Regions from separate parts of the Mus musculus genome. Here region 1 is linked to region 2. Evidence: chromatin loops called from intact Hi-C (ENCODE). Cell type or tissue: gastrocnemius. All regions are shown on one strand. Links, peaks and the distances in the headings refer to the core of each region. The heading gives the core; the rest is flanking DNA.

What was found. Peaks named below come from ENCODE experiments on the same cell type or tissue, not always from the same donor. Only the 100,000 strongest peaks of a DNase experiment are listed, where the experiment ranks them.
Region 1: a loop joins it to region 2, with 3 times the contacts of the local background. A loop is called at or near these places in 13 of 42 quality-filtered maps.

What each region holds. Positions count from the first base shown.
Region 1 is chr7:139,974,297-139,982,412 of GRCm38, forward strand. Spef1l (sperm flagellar 1 like) reads right to left here and starts at 4,459. Exons shown (of 7, transcript NM_001033465.3): 1 at 4,251-4,459; 2 at 3,738-3,849; 3 at 2,776-2,926; 4 at 2,179-2,377; 5 at 1,745-1,832; 6 at 1,566-1,662. The coding sequence starts at 4,386. It overlaps Adam8 (a disintegrin and metallopeptidase domain 8), which reads right to left. Exons shown (of 24, transcript NM_001291066.2): 23 at 5,664-5,738; 24 at 4,636-5,231. The coding sequence ends at 5,181. It overlaps Gm16201 (a long non-coding RNA gene), which reads left to right. Exons shown (of 5, transcript XR_389973.3): 3 at 1,009-1,114; 4 at 2,195-2,312; 5 at 2,701-4,684. In gastrocnemius, for the core only: no CTCF peak of the experiment used is centred there; DNase peaks (open chromatin) are centred at 3,959, 4,447 and 4,947; H3K4me3 peaks cover 1,160 bases; H3K27ac peaks cover 921 bases.
Region 2 is chr7:140,136,962-140,145,077 of GRCm38, forward strand. It overlaps Mtg1 (mitochondrial ribosome-associated GTPase 1), which reads left to right and starts at 603. Exons shown (of 11, transcript NM_199301.2): 1 at 603-812; 2 at 1,358-1,422; 3 at 3,235-3,339; 4 at 6,777-6,857; 5 at 7,380-7,436; 6 at 7,669-7,759. The coding sequence starts at 704. In gastrocnemius, for the core only: a CTCF peak has its summit at 4,579 (motif pointing left); a DNase peak (open chromatin) is centred at 4,576.

The DNA.
Region 1 (8,116 bases), core at 1,521-5,520, 160 kb before region 2:
TCCCATGGCCTGCCTATCACAACAAATTCCTCCCAAGTCACGTAGCTCACTTTGTGACAATTTGCAAGTGGTATTCAATCCTTAAATGGCAAGCTGAGTGTCAACCCTTAGGTGGCAAGTGGGTCTGTTTCCTCTCTGGGTCTCCAGTGAAAAGTTACGGTTCCCTTGGTCAGCTATGAGTCAGGGAAACAGTGGGGAGAGCCGCGCTGTGAGCAAGCGGTGCGGTGGAGGCAACAGCTTCAGTTCTCTTTACCGCTTCCTCTCTACTGCTCTGTAAGTCCAAAGCCACAGTAATATCACATCACTTTCCTGTTTTCACAAGAAGATAACTCGTCAAGATTTGGGTACATACTCAGGAACTCAGATGGCATTGCAATTTCCGATAGCCCCCATGACCCGTGCCCATTGGTGCAGTCTCCGTTCTTCCCCATTGTCTTAGTCCGTGTGTTCCCAGGATACAGGGAGAGGTAAGGAATAGTAAGGGGCACTGGAAGTTCCTGGTGCAAGAGCAGAGGTGTGCCTGCAGAACCAAATGTCCATCAGAGAGCAAGGCACGGACTACCCAACCAGGGAGATACTGCAGGACTAGGTGTGTCCTTGCAGAGCCAGGAGGACATCCACAGAACCAGATGTGCATGTGCAGTCTCAGGCATTAGCCCACACAACCAGGCACACACCACAGAACCCGGTGTGCACGGCAGAGCCGTATGTGCACTACAGAATAAGCTGTAGCACAGAGGCAGGCGTGCACGCAGAGCTAAGCGTGTTCCATAGAACGAGATGTGCCTCTAAACTAGGTATTCATTGCACATCTAAATGCTCACGAGGATCCCGGGGTGTGTTGTTTTGAGGGCCCTGGCTTTTGGAGATGAAGAGAAAGACAAGGCCCAGTTCAGGCTGGGGTGGCGGGGGTGGGGGTGGGGTGGGGGGGTGGGAGGGGGGTGGGGTGAGGATGGGGGAGGGCAGGCAGGAGCCTCTTCAGCCATCATCTCTCTATCTGCTTTCCAGGCATTTACCCAGCCCATGCTTCCTGAGATGGGCCCCGGTCCGCCCTGCCCTCTTGCACTCCTGAGCAGCACTTGGGTCTGGGATGGACAGATCACTGAGGCAGGTGGTGAGTATCCGCCACATTGTTTCTGCCTCTGAGAAGGACTGAAATGATCCACAGACTGTTTCTTTTCCTTTTTTTTTTTTTTTCTTCTCTTCTTCAAAGTTTCAAGACAGGGTTTCTCTCGGTAGCCTTGACTGTCCTGGAATTCACTCTGAACGCTAGACTGGACTCAGATTCACAGACATCCATCTGCCTCTGCCTCCCGAGTGCTGGGATTAAAGCCTGATGAATCACCATTGCTAGGCCACTGACTAATTTCTAAAGAATCTAAAGAATGTCTAAAGAATGTTGACTCTCTCTGGTCAGGGCCCTGCACTCCCTATACTGCCCTCACTGGGCCAGTGCTGGCTCTTCAGAAACTCAGCCAAGGAGTGTGAAGCTGGGGCAGTGGGTCCCTCTGCATCCTTGCAGCTCAGAATCTCCGGGAAGCAAGGGATGCCCAGTAGGACCATACCTTGACCGTCTCCTGCAGAATGGCTAGTGCTTGCTCCTTATCCTCCAGCTGCTGCTGGATGCTGACCAGGTGATCCCAGAGCCCTTCAATTGAGTCCCTGAAAGGTAAACACTGACCTTTAGTCCAGGCTAGGGAGCAGAAGGAGGTGGGCGGGGAGAATTTGAGAGATAAAGGTCCACCCTCTGCAAGCACAGCAGCCCATTTTCTCCAAATCCCTTTGATTCTGAAGGATCTTCGTGCTGGAGGGGGCTGGAGGGCTCTGTAGGCCTGTATGACAAATAGACACCATCAGCTCAGGACCTTGCTTCTGATAGGCACCCACTAGTGACAGGACGGACATATGGACGAGGGAGGGGACATGATCCATAGCCGGTAAAGCAGACTCAGAAGTTATCATGGAAGGACTTGGTCCTATCCTGCCTTCAGGGACCTTTGCATAGCTCTGGAAACCTCAGGAATGGTGCTCCTGTTTGAATAATGGCTTCCCTGCATAGCTCACAGGCTGCCCCTTGAATGGTTGCTCTCTGGGTATTGATGGAGCCAGGACCCTAAGTATTATGCCTTCCTCAGGAGCCCACTAGCCTCTCTGGGCCCAGGATGCGCCTGAGCATACCTGCCTTCTTTTGAAGGTTTGGGAGTTCAACATCATGGACCCAGCTTTCGGGAACAGAGTGGTGCTCTCCACCGGAGTCCCAGAGGGGTTCTGACAAGCTGCTGTTATCCACATCAGGATCTTGCATCTTAGAGGTATGTGGGTTGGGGGTAAGATCCCGCCAGGGTCGGACAGCATCCACAGCAGAGTGTCTTGGATCCTGCAAAGTACAAAAGTTGGGGAGTGAAGTGTAGCTGGGCTGAATTTGTTTGGTCATTACAAACTCTGGGTGGGGTTAGTATGGAAACTGGAGAAGAGCGGGAAGCACTTGGGTTGGTTGTACTTGGAGCAACTCTTAAGTGTTTTCACTGCCCCAGGGTAGGTGGATTTGGCTGGAAAGGAAATTCGGGAGCCCCCCCCCCCTTCCAGAAGATCAGCAGGAAAGTCAGGAATGAGTCTAAGTGAGGCCTGTTGCCTCATGTATGGACTTCATTTCTTTTTGGACCACAGGGACATTCATTTCTCTGTTTTATTCTCACACAGACGGATTGTCTGACTGAGTGCAAAGGGCAGAAGGCACAGCAGACTTGCATGCTGAATTGATGTGCAGACACTTACAGCTGTACCAGCTGAGCCTACATGAACAGTCCTGGCCTCCATCTTCTCCCTCAGTGCACATAGAATAGACTCGATAACTCCAGGCCTGTTGGATACCACCCTTTGGATATCATTATCTGAGATACACAAGTGCAGCTTGCGAAAGACTTTCCTGCAAAGAAGGTAGGAGCACATTCTCAAAGCAGTACCATCAAGGACTGGGAGTTGAGCCCTCCCTGAAGTTCTATGCTCCCTGCAATGCCTTCCAGCCACTGGGCAGCATCTTGCTTTCTCAGAGAGCCCCTTTGTGCCCTGCACTTGAGTGGCGCATGGCTATCTCATTCTTGGCCTTTGGAGCTATGTCTCAGGAGATCGCAGAACATGGGGTGCTCTATCAGGCCATGTTCTCTGCATTCATTCTCATCTCTCTACTGGCTTGCCCTCGGTAAATCCTGTTGAGACAGCTCAACAGTACCTGGAAACCTGCAGCTGGGCCCTCTCAGCATGATCATCTCCCTTGAGGTCTCTTTTCATCTCTTCCCTCTCAAACATAAGCCCATGAGATTAGACCCAGGCCTGAGCCCAGCAATGTTTCTATTCCAATCTGAGCCAGTCTTTTGGGGGTGCCCACACAGGTTCTCCACCTTGCTCTGCTCAGACACTTCCCGAGGGCCCTCTGTGATTGGACTACATCAGACATATCTGCCCGACTCTGTCCTTGAGATCACTTATTATACACAGGCAGAGTCTTGTCTGAGGACATTTGGGGAGGTGAAGTAAAACTCTACTGATCCGTAAGGGAGCAGGCTAGCTGATAGGCTGCCCTAGCACCCCCAGGAGTGGTACTAGGGGTACTAGTGCCCTAGTACCCCTGGTTGTGGTACTCTTCTATAGGCAAGGACCCACAGTTAGGCAGTCAGAGACCCATGGCTGGAGAGAGCATCCCGGGGTCAACCTAGGTGGGCTGAGCTCCCAGGCCTTGCCTGTTGAGAAGGCTCCAGTTGCTCAGCTTCTGGTCTGTACTGCAGGCTGGGACGTAGCTGTGCAAGTCCACCAGCCGAGGGCGGAAGTGCTTCACAATCTCGGCCACCAGCACTGTGGGAATGCGAGGGGAACTTGGCTTGCCTGGTCAAGACCCTGGGTTGCAACTGTAATCCCTGACCACATGAGATGCATGGAATGGAGTGGGAAGGACACGAGCTTTTCCTGGGGAGCCCATAATTGTCCCCGAGTCTGGCACGGCACCTAGACTCCAGGTCAGACCAAGTGGTAGGATGGCCTGGGAAGCTAATACAGCGTGAGAGCCCAGGGGGAGCTGGAAGAGCCACAGGAGGCCCTGTTTGCTACTACCTTTCCTAAGGAGCACGAGTCTGGACTCAAGAACCGCTCCGTTCCCCCAACACCCACACCCGTACTAGGGGGCTGGAGGCAAGGGTGGCCCTCAGCTTTGAGTCCTCTTCATCATCCGCCCCATAGCGCCTCGCCCTCACTCGCACCACCATCACTGAAGTCCCGAGCCAAGTGGCGCTTGGGGCGGCTGAGTGGGAGCCGGTCCAGCCAGGCGCAGAGGTTATGAATATCCCCAGGCGTTGGCAGGAACGAAGCTGAGCTCGGCTTGGAAGCACTGAGCATGGCAGAGAAGTGGGTGTGCAGCAGAGAAACACAGCGGAAGAAACCTGGCGGGTTTGGACCGTTGCTGGGAGACGCGGCACAGCCGGAAGGGGCGGGGCCCTAACCGCGCTGGTCCCTCCCTCGATCCCAGGAAGGATTGGTCCTCCTGCACGCCCAGAGATCGGGCTGAATCAAGGTGGATGGTTAAAAAACGAAGGGAGATGGTAGGTGAAATTGTTTGATCTGGTGTAATAAAAACAAACTGCCATGTAGAATGTGATCTATAATCTATTGATAAAATAGAATCTTTATTAGTGAATAGTGTTTAGTCATAATTTCAACAACTAATCTGTTTCAATCCGGAGATGACGGCAACTTCTTGTCCCAACACCCCAAGAACGACGTCTTTTCCTTTCCTAAGTCTCATACACGAGTGGGATGTAGATACAGGAACTGTGCCTTGGAGAGAGGTCACTGTGTGAGGGCCAGTGCAGAAGTTGCTGGGAGGGGACTCCTGGCATTCTGTCCACCCAGAGACAGACAGACTTGATCACGCCCACTGCAGGGTACACCGCCCCTGCCTAGCAACTAGCATACGCAGATGTATGGTCTAAGCTGGCCAAGGCCAGTGAGAGGCCACTGGTTCATGAGGGCATCTGGACAGCAAGAGCCACAGAAAGATTATTCCTGAGGTAGGAACAGCGTGTGCAGGTCCAGCCTGGGTGGTGGTTGTGGTGTTGCTGAAGGAACACATTTATAGGAGCAGTGGTATCTCCAAACGTCCACAAACGATGGCCCTGGGGTGCCCTAGCTGGTCACCTCTTCTGGATGGGGACCTTCAGAGCAACCTTTGGCTCACCAGCTCCCTGCCAAGAAAAAAAGGAAATCGATATTAAAGAGGACCTGATAAGAGAGAGGTCCAGCTGAAAATACCCATTGCCAGTTCTTTAAATTTAGACTTCCACTTCCCCTAACAACAGAATGGGCCCGACCTCACAAGATGACTGTACTAGCATTTCATATATACTGTAGACTAGCCATATGAAAAGGAAAATTCCATAGCCCCCGAAAGCCGCAAGCACTGGAAAGTTCTGGCAAATTATAAAGCAGACATCAAGCCTGTTATTGAGGATTTTTTTTTCTTTCTTTTTTTTTTTTTTCAAATGTCACTAAAACTTACCAGCTAAGAAAATGAAAACAGCCACTCACCCTCCGAAACAGTGCCACAGTCAGCAGGAGGGTTCCTGCAAGATGGACTCCCCCTTCCCCTTCCCCTTCCCCTTCCCTCTGAGGCTCACCTGAGTTGCTCCAGGCACCGTCCCTCCAGTCCCGGGCTTGACTGGTGGTGTCGGGGGTGCAAAGGTTGGCTTGACCTGGGAGGAACCAGACACAGCTGACTGAGAGCATCTCCTAAGTAGGCCAAGTACGGCCCTTAGCTTCATCCTGAGGCTGTCCTGCTCAGCTCCAGCCTAGCCTGGAAGGCTTCTGTCTGCACGCAGCTCAGTAGGAAACATCTGCATGGCCTCACCGCTAGGAAGATAAAGCCCGAACCTGGCAGAGCTCCTCTTCTTGGCTAACTGTCCCAGCCAATCATCTTGCGGCCTCCCCAGTATCCCACACATTGCCCTGAAGCTTTCAGAACATGGGTCTTTAGAAGCTCAAAAGGAAAGAATTAACTAGGAAAACCCGTTTTGTTTCCACATTGTTAAAGAGGATGGTAACATGGCATGATGGGCTTTAGACACATTTTTCCCTCCCCCCCCCCCCCAGCTTCCTTTCATCCCTGCCCAGGATTCCCGTACCCTGCTCCGTTCTGCCTGCCGGGACTGTGACTAGGATGACATTTTCTTCCTTTTCTTTCTTTTCCTTTTGTTTTGTTTGAGACAAGGTTTTTCTGTATATCCCTGGCTATCTTGGACTCACTCTGTAGACCAGGCTGGCCTTGAATTCAGAGATTCAATGGTCTCTGCCTCCCAAGTGTTGGGATTAAAGGGATTTTTCAGCTCTTATATAAGTCTGAAATTAGTCCCTGGCCGGACACAGTGGTGCATGCTTTTAATCCCAGCACTCAGGAGTCTGAGGCAGGCAGAACTTTATAAGTTTGAGGCCAGCCCAGTCTACATAGAGGCCAACCAAGGCTATATAGTGATACCATGTCTCAAAAGAAAAAAAAAAAGTAAGAAAAAGAAATAAAATCATCCTCCTAGCCCGCCCCCCCCCCCAAAAAAAAGGAAAAACAGAAAATCACACGTGTGATGGCTCATACCCATAAAACCATTACTCAGGAAGCTGACTCAGCAGGACTGTCATGAGCTTAAGGGCCAGTGTGGGCCACATAGTGAGTTCCATAGCATTTAAAATAGGCTACAGAGTGAAAGCCTATCTAAAAAAACAAACCAAACAAGAAAAACAAGAACAAAAACAAAACAAAAAAAAAACCAGGGGCTTGTGAGATGGCTGAGGGGGTTAAGGCGCTTGTCAGCATGGTGATATGGTTCAGTCTCTGAACCATGTAAAAGTGGAAGTAGACCAATTCCACACGGTTGTCCTCTGATCCCTTCTTGCATCCTGTGATGTGCATGCACACGCCACAACACACACACACACCACCACCACCCCCATACTAATGATGATAATAATAATAATAATAATAATAATAATAAGAAGAAGAAGAAGCAAGGGCCACTGAGATTGATCATTTAGTAGGTGCTTGCTGCACAAACCTGGTGACCTGAGTTTGACCCCAGAACCCAGGTAAAGGTCAACCTCACAGAGTGGTCCTCTGATCTTCACATGAGCGCCATGGCACACGTGCCCACACACATCATGCACACAACAATAAACGAAACAAAAAAGCAGGGAAAAAATCACTATAGCATAAGACAGTGGCAATTGTTAGTGTTTAAGTGGCAAAGATTCCCGGGATGTAGGATTATTTTTGTTTGTTTGTTTGTTTGTTTGTTTTGTTTTTTTCGAGACAGGGTTTCTCTGTATAGTGCTGGCTGTCCTGGAGCTCACTTTGTAGACCAGGTTGGCCTCGAACTCAGAAATCCACCTGCCTCTGCCTCCCGAGTGCTGGGATTAAAGGCGTGTGCCACCACACCCGGCGAGATGTAGGATTTTAAGTCTCCAGATGATCTTGGAGGTAGTCATTCATCTCTCTCTCTAGGCATCAGTTCATTCAACACAAAGATAGCTCTCGGCATGGAAATCATAGTCGTTCAGTCACTTCCCACTGTAATTACTTCCCATGCTATTCCTGCTGAGAGTATGTCACCCACATCCACTTACAATAAGAAGATAAGTAGACAAACTGAGGGACTCTCAGAAGACAGCAAACTAGCACCTTCAACACGAGAATGTGCACTGAAAGCCACTTGTGAGCCACAAGTGCCCAGAAGAGCTGATAAGATTCTCAACCAGGCCTAGGCAGAGCCAGGAACACGTACTAGCTCTTCAGGTCCCACTCAAACGACCCTTGGGAAATTCTCTATCACTTTGTGGCCTTCTCAGATATCACTTGCTCACCAGAAGATTCCTTAGCCCTGCCTCAGAGGAGCACAGATGCCTGCCCAGGAGGGCGGCCAGCAGCACGAGATAGACAGCTGACCTGTGCAGCTAAGCCCTGTGGCAGAGCTCAGGGGCTCCATCCTGTTGCTAATTGCATTTGCTCCCTGGGATAGGCAAACACACACACACACACACACACACACACACACACACGCACGCACGCACGCACGCACGCACATGC
Region 2 (8,116 bases), core at 2,531-6,530:
GGAACTAAAGGGAACTGCAACCCTATAGGTGGAACAACAATATGAACTAACTAGTACCCCGGAGCTCTTGTCTCTAGCTGCATATGTATCAAAAGATGGCCCAGTAGGCCATCACTGGAAAGAGAGGCCCATTAGACTTGCAAACTTTATATGCCCCAGTACAGGGGAACGCCAGGGCAAAAAAAGGGGAGTGGGAAGGTGGGTATGGGGAACTTTTGGGATAGCATTGGAAATGTAAATGAGGAAAATACCTATTAAAAATGAGAAAAAATATAAATAAATGAAATTGAGTCTTTTTGTTGTTGTTTTTCTCTGTCTTACCATGTAGCACTGGCTCTGGAATCCACCAGGCTGGTCTCAAGCACACTGAGAGCCACTTACTGGCCTCTGCCTCTGGTGCTGGGGATAAAAAGTGTGCGCAACCACAACATAAGAGCAAATATAATATTTTATATATATATATCGTCTTTCCAAAAGAAAAAAAAGGAGACTATCTTCAAATCCCTGAAAAGAACCTCACATAAGCTCAGGAATCCTGAGAATGGAGCACTACCGGGCCAACCCCGTGCCCCTGCTTATCCCAGAGTGCTCGAGTCAGGCGCATGCGCAGTCGCGCACGGAACCCAGGCGCGCCGGAACCCTGTGAGCAGATCCAGGCCCTGGCGGAGGCGGTCCGACTGCGAACTCTTCCGACACCAGTGACATGAGGCTGTGGCCGCAGGCATGGGGTGCCGTCCGGGGCGCTTGGCGCGAGTGCTTCCCTCTGCAAGGTCACGATGTAGCACGCTGGTTCCCCGGCCACATGGCCAAGGGTGAGGCCAGCATGGGCTGCAGGCGGCACGGGCGCCGGTCCTGGCGGTTCCTTGGTTCGCCTTCCTGGCATCGGGTTGGAGAGCTGTTTTGTGCTTGATACTTTTGAGACGCACTGAGTGGTCCCTTTAAGTCACATGCAAGCTGATGTCTGAGTTTATAGGTCACAACTTGGCCCCAGGCAGCTGTAGACGTAGTGCGGTCCTAGGCTGCTGTTTGCTGTGGTCTTGGCTGCCGCAGCCATGCGAGATTATAGTGTGTGGCAGAAAAGGCGCCGGGAGTGTGAGTGGACAGGTGGCAGTTGCGGTGCGGAGCCTCAGTGTTTCTGTGCAGTGAGGGTATTAAGTCCGCACAGTATCAGGAACTTCCTGATTAAGACCATCTTGTGTGAAATGTACCTTCCAGAACCATCGGGGCACCGTGGAACGTGGCTCAGAATGCTGCCTCCTTTAACCCTGTGTGCACTGATGGTTCTCAGATGTATTCCCCTAGGAGAACTTAAACTTGCCCCCTTTGGCTGTTTCCTTAGTGCCCCTCTATTTTCTAGGACTAAAGAAGATGCAGAGCAGTCTGAAGTCGGTGGATTGTGTTATCGAGGTTCATGACGCCAGGATATCCTTTTACGCTGTAGAGGGGAGCACCTCTGCTCGACTGTAAAGGCAGCAGCAGGATGCTTTCCTGGTTCCTCTCCATCTCCTTCAGACAGTTTAGTCTGCTCTGCCTCTGGTCCATCATTATGTCTACAGCTGCGACAGCTTCTTTTGTAATTACTGGGACATAAAGCAGTGTTTTCCAATTCTCATTACACATTAGAGTTCCCGGGAGGCTTTTACATCAATAGCTAGGGCCCTTTTAGATCAGAATCTCCCTCGTGGGGTCTAGGCTGGTGTTTTTATTTTTAGGCTCCCATCTGATATCTCTCCCCCCCCCCCCCCCCCAGACAGGGTTTCTCTTTATAGCCCTGGCTGTCCTGGAACTCACTCTGTAGACCAGGCTGACCTTGAACTCAGAAATCCGCCTGCCTCTGCCTCCCAAGTGCTGGGATTAAAGGCGTGTGCCACTACGCCCGGCCCATCTGATATCTTATTTGTCTCAGCCTCTTGTTTACTTTGATATTTTTAGGGGTAAATTATGAAACCGGAGATGAAATGATCCTACTAACCTGTCCTTTCCTCTTGTCCTTAATTGAAGAATTGGCAAGTTACAATCATGTCTACTGGCAGGTGCTTCTCAGACTGTTTGTTGCATTTAAGCTGTGTTTGGTTTCTGTTGGCATGTGAGTTTTTCATCCTGCTTACTTAGCCTTAGAAGAGCGTGGGGATGCCAGACCACCAGGCCCCTGGAACAGCAGCTGGTGGTGGGCGTGGGGACCTGCTGCCACTGGTGGTAGTCTCTGGAAATAGTCATGGAGAATAGGAACTATTTCAGCCTTCAGAGAACTTCAGGAACTTTAGCAATAATACATCTGGTGTATTTGTTTTAGGCTATACATGTCTACTCATCTAATATCACCTGCTGCCAGATGTGACCACCACCACCACCACCACCACCGCCAACCACCACTATTGACATAGGGTCTAACACTGTAGTCTTGACTGGCCTGAAGCTCACTATGTAGACCAGGATGACCTGGAACTCACATAGATCTGTGTGCAAGGAGTAAAGTTGTGTCCACCATTCCTCCCAATATTTGATTATTTAAAAAGTAAAACTTTGTTATTTTCAGCATGTATGATGAGAGAACTGTCCTCCTTCAGTCTCTGGAACACTTAACTGAATCTAGGATGTGGCAGGAGGTCTGTGCTGGGTAGCGGTTTCTGTAGCATCTTAGGACAGGAGCCTGGAGACTTGGGTTTGTGAATGGATTGGTCAGCTGTGAAAGAGGGACTATCTAGATGGAGGTAGCAGCTTAACTGGGTGCCAGATGGGACAGGCAGAGGCCTTAGGATCCTTGTACCAGATCCTACTGGGAGGGCTGAAGGGGCAGAAGCCCCATTCTGCCTATGTCACATGGTGGAGTCCCACATCAGACTGGGATAGCTGAGGATAGCTGTGGGCAGCAGCATCTCCAGTGAGGATGGGTGGTGTTTGAGGTTATCTGGGTGGGATTTCACAGGAGTCACCATTTCTTAAATGTTCGGGCCATTTCACTTTCAATTTAAATTCCTTGGGATCCAAACAATGGCTTCTCTTCGAACTTTGGTTTTATTCTTTTCACCATCTGCTTGAGAAGTTAGGTGACAGTCCCTTCCCTAAATCACACCCTTCACAAGCTGCAACATGAGGGTTGGCCTCCCAAGTCTGGGGGCAGGAAGATGGGTTGTATGGTTGCACTTGCTCTGAGATGGGCTTCTTTGTTTGTATCTCCTGGTGGACTAGCCACTGGTAAACTCTGTAGGGATTATGCCTTAACATCATCAGCACATCCCATTTTCAGGTCGAAACCCTCTGTTCCAAGAGCTGCTTGGTCTGAAACCGCATCTGCTTGTCCTCAACAAAATGGACTTGGCAGATCTTACAGAGCAGCAGGTGAGCTCCTTCTCACAGATGCCAGCAGCAACGTGACAGAGCCACAGACACAGAGGAGTTCTGTGATGCCCCCGGGGAGGCTGTAACTTAAAACAACTTCTGGCTTTGATGGAGGCGTCTGGCCTGGCTTTTTAGCAACAGCTGATTCCCTCAGTATGAAAGTATCACCTAAGTGCTCACGATGGGCACACCTCCTGTGGGAAGTGGGTTGGTGTGCTGTGGGACCTCTGGGGACCACTACAGCCACTTTGTACCCTCAACCTTTCTGATGGATGCTCTGTCCACCTTGTCCCATGTAGGCACATGTGACCACTGAAGCAAAGGGGGCTGATTACATTTTACTTAGCTCTAACTAATTGGGAGATTCGCAAGGTTAATGTATGTAGCCCTGGTCACCGTTGGTGTAGCCCGGAGTTCATTTGTGGTAGCTGCAGTGTCCCTAGCTGACTATGTACCCAGCCTGATCTCAGGTTTTCTGCTGCTAGTTGCTTTCTGCACACTTGTGTTCCAGAAATTGGAAGGGCTGGGTATGGGACTGGGATATGAAAAGCCCAAAGTACCCAACAGTGTCTAGCGCAGTGGTTCTCAACTTCCCAATGCTGTGACTCTTTAATACAGTTTTGTTGATATTTTATAACTGTAATTTTGCTACTGTTATGAGTTGTGAATATCTGTGTTTTGTGACTGTCTTAGGCAGCACCTGGGAAAGGGTCGTTCATTCGAACCTCAAAGGGGTCGAGATTCACAGGTTGAGAACCAATGCTCTAAATTCAGGCAGAATTGGGTCACAGGGCAGTGTATTTTCTACACAGCCTGCAAGTAAAAAATGACAGCCAGGAATGGATTTGAAGTCTTGGCTTTACTTTTTATCACTGTGCTGTCAAATTCTTTGGAAAGGGGGATGACAGGGCCTTGAATTCAAGCCAGATTTTAGAAAGTTGCTAGCTTGTTAGTGACACAGAAATTTTTTCCTTTACTGAAGAGCTGCAGCTCTTAGGGAAAGGTCAGGAGGCTCTCCAAGGCGGTTGCCAGGGCAGCACCTTCCTCCAGGCTTAGATCGACAGCGCTGCTTGTCTGTCTCGCGAGTATCTCGGTCTTGCATCGTTTGTTTGTTTGTTTGTTTGCTTTTATCTTTAAGTGCCTTCCCCTGGTTTTTATTAATCGAGATTCTAGCTGTTTAGGAATTGCTTCAGTGCGTCAAAGCACGACTTTACAGACTGGTGTACGCTGCCCTCTACTGGGCAGGCAAAGGTGAGCCGAGTACCAGGCTTTTGAAGGCCCTTAGACTCCACCCCCACGGTCTGTACTAGAGGGACGTTTGAGTACATTTTCTTGGATAACAGAGATCAGTCTCTGTCATGGCTAGTACCGATTCTATTTCCCTCCAAGATTTAATTAATTAATTACTTTATTTATTTATTTAGTGTATGAGTGTTTTCCATGTTTATATGTATGTATGTATGTATGTATGTGCAATATACATGTGTGCCGGGTGCTCGCAGGGGCCAGAAGAGGGTGTTGGATCCCCTGAAACTGGAATCGTGATTTGTATGAGTGCTGGGAACCAAACTTGCAAGAGCATGAAAGTGCTCTTAACCTTTCAGCCCCCGACTCCCCCCCCCAAGTATCTTAATTGTATCATATGTGACAAATAACTCAAAATATATTAAACTGACAGCATTAATGAATTACTTTTTGCTTATTTAAGCATTTAATATGCTTTGTGGTTAGTGATGACCAAACACAATCATGACTTTCAACGCATATTGATAGATGTGAATATAAACGATGTATACTGATTATACTGACTATTAAACGTAATGACTTTGTGCCAGCTCTAATGTTCTCTTGTCACTACTTATTTTCTATAATAAGATCGAGCTCAATATCATCTCAGTCTACAGTAAAGTCCCACGCTGGATGTCATGGTACACGCTTTTTTTGCTAAAACGTGGGCAGAGGCAGGCAGATCTCTATGAGATCCAGGACAGCTTGGTCTACATAGTGAATTCCAGGCCAGCCAAGGCTACATAGTGAAAGCCTGTTTCAGTTTCCCCTCCTCTTCCCAAGGGAGTCTTATATGATACAGCACGTGAAAGTGACGGATTCCTCAGAGAAGCCAGCACCTGTGAGCTTGGTGCTGAAGAGGCCGAAGTGACCTGGTTCAGTCCGCTTTGTCCCCAGAAGCACTGAGGTCCCTGTGAGCAGGCCATGCCCCCCTGGTGTTCACCCTGGCAGAGCCTGAGGCACACATACAGCACAGCTAGGTCTGCCCGAGGGCTCTTCCCCCTGCTCTCTCCTCAGAGCCCTTTCCTTGTGCTTGCTGGCACCCACGTCTTGTTGCCGGGCTCCTAGAGTTAGGGCTGATGCAGAGCAGAGAGCACCTGCAGTGTCCTTTCAAGCTTAGAGCCTTACCTAACTTCTTACCTGTTTTTGAGACAGGGTCTCACTCTGTAAGACTTGCTGGCCTGGAACATGTTGTGTCGGGACAGGGGTGACGTCAACTCACAGAGATCCACCCGTGTCTGCCTTCTGAGTGCTGGGATTAAAGGCAGGTGCCACCTGGCCAACCAGATTACTTTTTAAAAACCATGCTTTTTTTTTACATTTATTATTCATTTACTTGTGTGTGTGTGTGTGTGCGTGTGTGTGTGCGTGTGTGTGTGTGCGTGCGTGCGTGCGTGTGCGCGTGCGTGCGTGTGTGCGTGTGTGTGTGCCATGGCATACAGGTTGAGGTCAGAGGACAACTTGGAGGTGTCAGTTCTTTCCTTCTACTCTCTAGGCCTGGGCATTGAACTCAGGTTGTCAGGCTTAGCATCAAGCGCCTTTACCAGCCATCTCACTGGCCCCAAGCTCAGAACCTTGAGTTTTATATATCACACCATATGTGTGTGTGTGTATGTGTAAATAATGTATATATATATACATACATGTGTATATATGTGTATATGTTTGAATGTTTACTTGCTGTTGTTTGTTAATCTTTGTTTTTATTTTTTGGTAAATGGGTGTTTTGCCTGCTTCTATGTTTATGCACCACACTTATGCAGTGCCTGTGGAGGCCAGAAGAAGGCATTGAATGCCCTGGGACTGGAGTTATAGATTATTGTTAGCTGCCAGGAGGGTACCGGGAATCAAACTGGTCCTCTGGAAGAGTAGCCGGTGCTCTTAACTGCTGAGCCATCTCTCCTGCCCTGATCTCCTGACCCGCCCCCCCCCCCCCAACTCTCTCTCTCTCTCTCTCTCTCTCTCTCTCTCTCTCTCTCACACACACACACACACACACACACTTTAATTTTTAATTTATTTTAGACAGGGTCTTTCTGTGTAGTACTGGGATTAAAGGCATATACCACCACGTCTGAATGTCATACCATTCATATTTAATTTAGTATTTAAATTTAATTTAGTATTTAAAATAGAAATGTATCTTTCAGAAAATTGTCCAGCGCTTAGAAGAAAAAGGCCTGAGCAACGTTCTCTTCACGAACTGTGTGAAAGATGAAAACATCAAGCAGGTTGGTAAGGCTCTGTGCACGTTAGCTGCTAAACAGTCGGGATGAGATCCTGGATCTGGCTTCAGCTGCCCAGGGATGCAGGATCTGCAGGGCAGGATGCTGCCTGTCTCCTCTGTGTGTGCTCACAGTCTGAGGGAGTGTTGAGGGAGTCTGCTGGGGTTCTAAGTAATTAATGAGAGCCTCTTGCAGAACCCGGTAGCTTATTTTCCTGTTTGTTTTGATGGATCCCCATGAGTTGATGTGTGGAATGTCTACTAGGTGGTTATAGTTGCTGTAGAAGAGCCCTCCTGAGGTAGCCACACTCCTGGGTTGTGTGTGGGTTGGGTTGGGAGTGGGTGGATGAATTCCAATTAGCTGACTGTTGGACAGGTGGATACCCATGATCGGGATGAGTAATGAGGTGTGTGTGAGGTCTCTACCCTCCTAAGCGAGGGGTCAGTAAGGACAGGCTCTCTGACCCTGTTATTTGTAAGTGGGTTGATGAGGGATGCATGACCAAAAGATGTGGCCTGTTTGTTGCAGATTGTCCCAAAAGTCATGGAACTGATCAGGTGCAGCTACCGCTACCATCGAGCCGAGGTTGGTTGGGTGCAGAGCTGGGGTGGGTATGTGGAGTTACCCAGTCCCTTCCTACCTGCCGTTCTGAGCCTTCTTTAATACAGAAGACTGGGCTGTGTCCCAGCCAGGACCCAGCCTTTGTTTTTACTGTTCTTTAGTGGGAAATGCTGGTCTTTGTGTTGATGTCCCTTTCCTCTGGGCTGTGGTTTCATAACCTGGGTTGGATAAAGTTGAAACTCTTCTGCTTCCACAGACCCCAGAATACTGCATCATGGTGGTCGGTGTCCCCAATGTAGGCAAATCCTCCCTCATCAACTCCCTGAGGCGGCAGCACCTCAGGACAGGTAGGCAGTCTCTGCTGTGCTGACTTCCATTCCTAGAGGGCACTGTGGAAGAGTGAGGTCAGCCCTATGTTGCTTTGTGGCGTTCCTTCCATAGCTCATGGCCTGCTCTGTCCGCTAAAAGGACAGTTCATGGTCTGATGGTGAACAGCCCTTGGCTACACAGTGTGTACTTATGTGCTTTCACATGCTCTTGGTAGTGTATGTATTTTAGACTTTGGGATAAATTTATATTGCCTTCATTTTTTTTGTACTAATAGTATAGTCTTTATTAATTATTTTCTTTTTTCTTTTGTTTTACAAAGCCAGATATGGTAGCACATGCCTTTAACCCAGCTCTTGGGAGGCAGAGACAGAGAG